Linked DNA regions of Homo sapiens: regions 1 and 3 are each linked to region 2. A link is an interaction called in ENCODE POLR2A ChIA-PET data of the cell type or tissue named here. Cell type or tissue: PC-9. All regions are shown on one strand. Region 1 holds the start of ERLN (endoregulin). Region 2 holds the start of LLGL2 (LLGL scribble cell polarity complex component 2). Region 3 overlaps MYO15B (myosin XVB).

Region 1 (2,500 bases), 120 kb after region 2:
CATGGTGAAACCTGTCTCTACTAAAAATACAAAAAAATTAGCCGGGTGTGGTGGCGCACGCCTGTAGTCCCAGCTACTCGGGAGGCTGAAGCAGGAGAATTGCTTGAACCCAGGAGGCAGAGGTTGCAGTGAGCTGAGATCACGCCACCGCACTCCAGCCTGAGCGACAGAGTGAGATTCCGTCTCAAGCAAACAAACAAAAAACAACAACAGACCAGCATAGTATATCACATGCATGTAATCCCAGCACTTTGGAAGGCCAAGGATCCTTGAGCTCGGGAGTTTGAGACCAGCCTGGGCAACATGGGGAGACCCTGTCCCTACAAATATAAAAAAAAATTAGCCAGGTGTGGTAGCATACACCTGTGGTCCCAGCTACTCCTGTGGAGGTTGAGGCAGGAGGACTGCCTGGGGCATGACAGTGGCACTGCACTCCAGCCTGAGTGACAGAGCAAGACCCTGTCTCAAAAAAAATAAAATAAAAATAAAAAATGACAATAAAGCCACGGATACAAGAATCTCATTAGAAAAACTTGGCAGAGAGTATATAAAAGTTTCCTCCCAACCGGGCATGGTGGCACACGCCTGTGATCCCAGCTACTCAGGAGGCTGAGGCAGGAGAATCGCCTGAACCCGGGAGACAGAGGTTGCAGTGAGCCAAGATCACACCACTGCACTCCAGCCTGGGCTACAGAGTGAGACTCTGCCTCAAAAAAAAAAAAAAAAATTATCCAATTGGGGCCGGCAGTTAATTGAAAGAGCTGGTCAAAGCAACTTTTGTTAAAGAACACCTAAGTTCTCTACACATCTATTACTTTTTTACATATCTCACATTAAATGGAAACATACACCTTTTCCTTGGCCGGCCTTCCTGGCCTTTTCTCTGAGTGTGGGCTTGCCAACCAGAGCTCCTGGATTGCTATCTTCTAGTTTTGGTTGAGTGTGGGCTTGCCAACCACAGCTCCTGGATTGTTATTTTCTAGTTTTGGTTTCTTTAAAGCAGAACAAAAACTTAAAGTCATTGGAACTTAAAGGCAAAGGAAGCTGGGTGTGAAAACCTTCTGGGTTTTTACAAAATGTCCCTGATGTTTAGTTATCATGTCTGCATCTTTTTCAACAGGAACATTATCTGAGTGATTCCAAAGTCATCCCAAAGTAGTCAATAGGTATTTCTAGAAAGAATTTCTTTCTCCACTCGCTCTGAGGTGCAGCACAGGTGCTTCAGCGCTCAGACTGTGTGCTGCTGGATTCAAACTCCAACTCAGTTACTTACTAGCTGATGACCTCGGCTAAGTTATTTAACCTCTCTGTGCCCGTTCCCCACATGTAAAATTGGGGTTTCAGCTATTATTGTTGCTTCATTGGTTCCCGGGATGTTAAATTCAATTATGTAATTACAAGTACAACTGCCATGAACAGGTTTGGGAACCAACACTTGACTCTTGATAAGCATCTGACTTAACTGACGGAGCTGCACGCAAAGGGTGAGCTAGAGACTGGCCCACTGCTGTGAGCGTTCAGCATGCCAAGGGCCTTAGTCAGTAAGTTTCACACAAGGAAACAGAAAACATCAGGTAACCCGGGTCAGTGACGCCCATGATAGTTAAGAACGACTGTTCTAAATCTGCCTCCATCTGTCATCCAACCCTGGCCACACCTGGGGAGAATCACCTGGGGATGTGTAAACAATACGACATCCTGGCAACCCCAGAGACTGATATAAGTGGTACCAGGTGGGGCCTGGGCATTTCTCAAAGCTCCTAGATCTTTACCAGCTGGGATAAGCACCCGAGGGCTAGAAGGGAAGCCCTTGGAGGGCAGGGCCCGCCTCTCTGATCTCACAACTGGACACACAGTGCCTGGCATGGTTCCTGGCCATAGCGGGCCCTCACATCCTAGCTTTTAAAGGAGTATATGGTGGCCACTAGGTTTCAAGCACCAGGGCACAGGCTTGATCCCCTCTTCCCAGCTTCCCTATTGTGCCAGTGGGCAGAAACCAACCACACAATGTTGCTGAGGCCGTGCCCAGGGAGCAGACAAAGGCACCAATGGGAAGCCTCAGGGGGGGAGCAACACTTCCCCCAGAAACAGTTCCAGGAGGCACCAGGCGCCAGCCAGGGCTGCAGTTAATCATTCACCCCACAACACAGGAAGTGAGCCCTACGCCAGTCCCAGCCCCAGGGCTTCCTGAGCTCGGGGCAGGTCCGCAGTCCACACGTCACCCAGACAGAGGACAGCCCAGCCCAGCCACAGGTGAGGCGGCCTGATGGCCTGGGGCAAAGGCCCTCGGTCCAGTCTCTTCCCCGTCCACCCCAAGTCTGACTTCTCTCAGGAGGGACTCATGAACACGTGCCCTGAGCACCCCCAAAATGACATCACACAAGGGCAGAAAGGAGCTGAAGGGGGAACGTGAAAGGCAGAAAGGGAGCCGTGGTTGCCAGGCAACCAGCCCTAGCCCACCTTTGTTTGTTTGGTGACAGCAACTAAGGTCTGGTCAGGG
Region 2 (2,500 bases):
CAGGATGTGGGGCACTGACCTCACAGCTCTGCAGAGGATGGAGCTTGCTCCGGGGGACCGGGACTGTCTGTTCTCAGGGACCATCTCGGCTGCCTCCTGTACCCAGACTCTAACCTGTAGCTTCAGAGGCCAGTCTGGGCCTTGGCCCTGGGTGTCTGATACTCACAGAGTGAAACTGTGACCCTCTCCCTTCCCTGCTGCCTTGCAGTGACCCCTCTGGAACTCAGGACTCGATTTTAAGGACCCAGGAGGTGGGGCAGAAGAGAGGACTGTGTGCCTTTAACGAGAGGGTGCCTGCTTCGTGCTATAAAGCCAAAGCCATTAAAAATAGATTTCTTTTCTGCTGTTTCTGTATGTACTGGGTAAACCCCTCTCGCCCCCGTCCCGTTGTCAGTGGAACTGCCCCCAGCCCCTCACCCCTGCTTTGCCCACTCAAGGAGATCCGCTTCCTCTGGTGCGGGATCTAAGAGTGAGAGAAGCCCGCGGGATAGCAGGAACGCGACCTCGAACCTTTTGAGCCTTTCCCGGGCCTGCGTCGGAGGGGATGGGACGTCGCAGGCTTCCCGAAGGGAGGAGGGAGGACGGCGCGCCATCGGCCCTTCCCTGGGCGCAGCGGGGTGCGGGTGGCGAGAGGCGCCACCTGCAGCTGGGCGGTGGAGCGCGCTGCAGCCCCGGCCTCCGCGCCCTTTCCGCTCCCGCCTCTCGTCGCTCCAACCTCCTCCCTCGCTTGTGCTAAAAATTCCACCCGCTGTTGCAGACCCTCCGGCCGACACGGAGGAGGTGGGCGCCCCCCCGCACCCCCCCCCGAGGAAAGGCGTCTCGCCGCGACGCCCCGGTCCCTACACCATCCCTCTCGTGGGGCTGGAAACCCGGCCCTGCGTCCCCCGGTCACCCTCTCTGGGCTGGGCTCTGGCAGAGGAGCTGGCCCGGATCCGCCCCTCCCTCGGCAGCTCCCGGGAGTTGGAGGGACGGCTCCCCTGGAGTCTGGGAGGCGGCCCGGGACCGCAGGCGTTCCGGGAACTATTTCCGCTTGCGGGAGGCGGCGGGACACTGGGCGCGGCGCGCCGTTCTGCGTCCAGGTGCGCGCAGGTGAGGCCGGGGCGGGCCTGCGGAACCCCGAGGCCGTTCGCGAGGCCCCGCCCCGCGCTTCCCGGGGCCGCGGATTGGCAGGAGCGCAGCCCCCACCCCCGAGGGTGCCCCCGCCCCTGCGGCGCCGAGCTGGGGGGCGGGCCGGGGGCGGGGCGCTGGGCCCCGGCAGGCTCGCCCTTTATGTAAATAGCGCGGCTCCGCCCCAGGCTCGCCGCGCCGGAGGTGAGCAGGAAGGAGACGGCCGCCCAGCAGCCCGTGGGCAGGCGCGGCGGAGCGAGCGGGGCCGGCGGCGGGCGCCGAGGGACGCCGAGGCCTCGGGCGGGGGCTGGCCCGGGGTTCCAGGTGAGATGCGTGCCGGACTCGCCCAGCCGGGCCCGCCCCCTCGGGGCTTCCACCTGGGGCGGGGAGGCCAGGGAGGCCCAGGACCCCTGGGCTGTCGGGCCAGGGCGGGAGGGCTGCGCCCAGGTCCGCGCGCCTCGCCCCTGTCCGCGTCGCTGTGCTGGCCTGGAAGAGAGACACCTGTAGAAAGTTCTGCGGGAAACTTCTCTGCCTGATCTGCGCGATGACTGAAACTTGGGCTTGGGTTTGCACAATAATGTTGGCTTAGGAGAGCAGGAGAACAGGTGCCCCGGCCGGCTGGGTGCGGGGGGCACCGCGGGCAGAGACGGAGTCCCCGGGCCCACGTGCAGGCGCCAGGCCAGCGGGGTTGGCGACGCGCGTCTGCGGTGACCCCCTCCCCACGGGCGGCGGCCGGAGCGCGGTGCCCCGGCGGCTTAGCCCCTGCCCCTGCCATCTGGGCTGTGTCCCTGCCGGCCCTTTGTGCCTCCTAATCCCCGGACGCAGGAAGCCCGCGGGAGGGACTTCGGTCTCCGGCCTTTCTCCAGCTGGGGCGGCTTTGGACACCTTCACATGACAGTGCGGAGACCCAGTCTGCCCTCCATGCTGACGGGCGGGGTTTGCGCTGTGGGATTTGGCGAGAAGTGGAAAATTCTATCTTGCCAAAGAAAGTGTGTCTTAGTTTGTTCCGGCTGGACGATTGGTGGACACGCTGGGCCTTGGCTGTGGGGAGAACTGACCTAACCAGGGGAGCTGTAGAGTGGCGCTTTGAGGCTCTCACCTGAACAGGTGAGCTTTGAGTGAGGAGGGCGCCCCTTCCCCTGGGGATCCGTATGCGACTGCCGGCAGCCTTAACCTGGGCTCCAGGGACCCCCTGCTGGAGTTTGTAGTTCAAGAGAACCTTGAGTTCTCTTGAAGGGGCTACAGAGAGGATTCTGAGCAGGGAGCGGGCAGGGAGGGAATGGGTGTGTCAAGGTGACAAGGAAACGCTGGTAGGAAGAGCAGAGCTGCCACAGAAGAGCTGTGGCCCAGCCCGGGGGAAGCCAAGGTCAGAAGTGGCAGTTGAGGCTGGGTG
Region 3 (2,500 bases), 76 kb after region 2:
TTTTGTATTTTTTAGTAAAGACGGGGTTTCACCATGTTAGCCAGGATGGTCTCGATCTCCTGACCTCGTGATCCACCTGCTTCGGCCTCCCAAAGTGCTGGGATTACAGGCGTGAGCCACCGCGTCCGGCCTAAGAGTGATCTTTGAAAGACCTGTTTAAAAGCACATGTGATTGTGGGACCATTCTCCCAGGAATGATTGCTAAATCTGTACTAAAGTGCCCCATCCCCATTTCTTTTTTTTTTTTTGTTTAAGTACTTACTTATTTTAGAAATGGGGTCTCACTCTCTCACGCAGGCTGGAGTGCAGTGACACCATCATAGCTTACTGCAGCCTCAAGCTCCCAGTCTCAATCAGTCCTTCCACCCAGCTAATGTTACTTTTTTCTTTTCTTTTTTTTTTTTTTTGAGACGGAGTTTGGTTCTTGTTGCCCAGGCTGGAGTGCAATGGTGCGGTCTCGGCTCACTGCAACCTCCACCTCCCAGGTTCAAATGATTCTCCTGCTTCAGCTTCCTGAGTAGCTGGGATTACAGGCATGAGTCACCATGCCCAGCTAATTTTTTTGTATTTTTAGTAGAGACAGGGTTTCACTATGTTGGCCAGGCTGGTCTTGAACTCCTGACCTCAGGTGATCCACCTGCCTTGGCCTCAAAGCGCTGCGGTTACAGGCATGAGCCACTGCGCCTAGCCCCACCCAGCTAATTTTTAATTTTTTTTTTTTTTTTTGAGATGGAGTCTCGCACTGTCACCCAGGCTGTAGTGCAATGGTGCCATCGTGGCTCACTGCAACCTCCGCCTCCTGGGTTCAAGTGATTCTCCTGCCTCAGCCTCCTGAGTAGCTGAGATTACAGGCACCTGCCACCACGCCCAGCTAATTTTTTGTATTTTTAGTAGAGTTGGGATTTCACTATGTTGGCCAGGCTGGTCTCGAACTCCTGACCTTGTGATCTGCCTGTCTCGGCCTCCCAAAGTGCTGAGATTACATGCGTGAGCCACCGCGCCCAGCCCAATTTTTAAATTTTTTGTAGAGATGGGATCTCACTAGGTTGCCCAGGCTGATCTCGAACTCCTATCCTCAAACGATCCGACCACCTCGGCCTCCCAAAGCGCTTGTTTTGGGGAACAAAGCCAAACCTACCCTTATAGTCAGTGTAGGCAGTACTCGTGCTCACCGGGAGAGGGCGCCATCCAGAAGGACAGCCTGTGCAGAGGCGTGAAGGGAGCTCATGGCTCCTCTCCTAGGCCACGGACCACACCTTCCTCCAGAAGAGCCACTATCACCATGGTGACCACCCCAGCTATGCCAAGCCCCGGCTGCCCCTGCCCGTGTTCACCGTGCGACATTATGCAGGGACTGTCACCTACCAGGTACCTGGCCTCAGGGACAGACCAGGGTGAATCAGCGAGGGCAGTGTCCCCTCCCAAGCTGAGTCACCCGACAGCGGAGAGGAGTGGGTGTGGGGAGGCCCCTTGCAAGGCTTGGACACCTGTCCCTACCTGAGCCATGGGCCCTGCCCAGTTCTGAGCACGGTTTACTGAGTTCTAGGTGACAATTATGGGGTCAGGGAGTGGAAGCCTTGGGACCCTCCAGACAAGTGGGCAGAGCACAAGCATGGGACCTGATGACCTTGGCAGTTTACTTCGCCTTCTGAGCCTCCGTTTCCTCACCTGTAAAATGGGTATGGAGACCTAAGCTCTGGCGTTGCTGTGAGGGTGAGATGTAGTAACGTGGAGATGGCCTGGCAGGTGCCTGGCACATAGTAGGTGCTCACTGAATGGACTTCCCTTCCCCCTTCCGAGTTCTATGCCTACCAAGAAGCTGCACGCGTGCCTACCCCAGGAGGAGAGGAACTGGGGGTGGGGGAGCGGGGGCTGGAATAAAGGGAAGGGCAGTAGGGAGAATCAGTTCTCCCTGGAGGAGATGGCACACTTTGCTTGGAGAAGAAAAACTACAAACTACCCAGGAGTTGCCCCCAAAAAAGAAATACAAGGAGTTCAAGAAAGCTAGGAAAATGTAAATCAAAATAGATTTAATATGGAGAGACAGACAACATTCTTGTCTAGTCAACCTATTGACTAGCATAGGTTAAAGCCCCAGTGGGGAGAGTGTGGTCTTGCTGGGGACTGGACCTGTCCATGGGGTGGAATGGAAAGTCCAGTGGCAGACCCAAGGCTAGGTAAAGGGCTGGAAACACCAAGGCAGCCTTTCAGGTCACCTGGGGAGAGGGTAGATTCTTCTCCTCCATATCCAGCCTCCCCTCCTTGGTTCCTGTTCTCCTCCCTTTCTCCACTTCCCTCCCCACCTGCATGGTCTCTTGCAGGTTCACAAGTTTTTAAACAGAAACCGGGATCAGCTGGACCCTGCTGTGGTGGAGATGCTTGGCCAGAGCCAGCTCCAGGTGCCCATCTGCCCTTCCAGGCCCCCACCCGCTCCATACTCTGTCCCCCAATTCTGTCCTTTTCCCCCTGGGCGCTCTTGCCCAAGGGTTGGCCCTCAAGT

What was found. Peaks named below come from ENCODE experiments on the same cell type or tissue, not always from the same donor. Only the 100,000 strongest peaks of a DNase experiment are listed, where the experiment ranks them.
Region 1: POLR2A ChIA-PET joins it to region 2 with 19 read pairs; 6 of 35 experiments call an interaction of 5 or more read pairs at or near these places.
Region 3: POLR2A ChIA-PET joins it to region 2 with 14 read pairs; 9 of 35 experiments call an interaction of 5 or more read pairs at or near these places.

Annotation. Positions count from the first base shown.
Region 1 is chr17:75,644,119-75,646,618 of GRCh38, forward strand. The region is part of intron 8 of RECQL5 (RecQ like helicase 5); the gene reads right to left. ERLN (endoregulin) reads left to right here and starts at 2,133. Exons shown (of 2, transcript NM_001162997.2): 1 at 2,133-2,500. RefSeq lists enhancers at 2,060-2,204, 2,372-2,451 and a cis regulatory region at 2,125-2,138. In PC-9, no CTCF peak of the experiment used is centred here; DNase peaks (open chromatin) are centred at 1,553 and 2,173; H3K27ac peaks cover 2,139 bases.
Region 2 is chr17:75,524,395-75,526,894 of GRCh38, forward strand. TSEN54 (tRNA splicing endonuclease subunit 54) reads left to right here. Exons shown (of 11, transcript NM_207346.3): 11 at 1-341. The coding sequence ends at 18. It overlaps LLGL2 (LLGL scribble cell polarity complex component 2), which reads left to right and starts at 1,303. Exons shown (of 26, transcript NM_001031803.2): 1 at 1,303-1,431. RefSeq lists silencers at 669-768, 789-1,508, 825-1,009. In PC-9, CTCF peaks have their summits at 706 and 906; a DNase peak (open chromatin) is centred at 1,197; H3K4me3 peaks cover 2,402 bases; H3K27ac peaks cover 1,525 bases.
Region 3 is chr17:75,600,196-75,602,695 of GRCh38, forward strand. It overlaps MYO15B (myosin XVB), which reads left to right. Exons shown (of 64, transcript NM_001395058.1): 15 at 1,243-1,368; 16 at 2,322-2,399. Among named protein-coding and RNA genes, the nearest start is that of MYO15B, 14 kb to the left of the region's middle. In PC-9, CTCF peaks have their summits at 1,163 (motif pointing right) and 1,369; a DNase peak (open chromatin) is centred at 1,326; H3K27ac peaks cover 1,213 bases.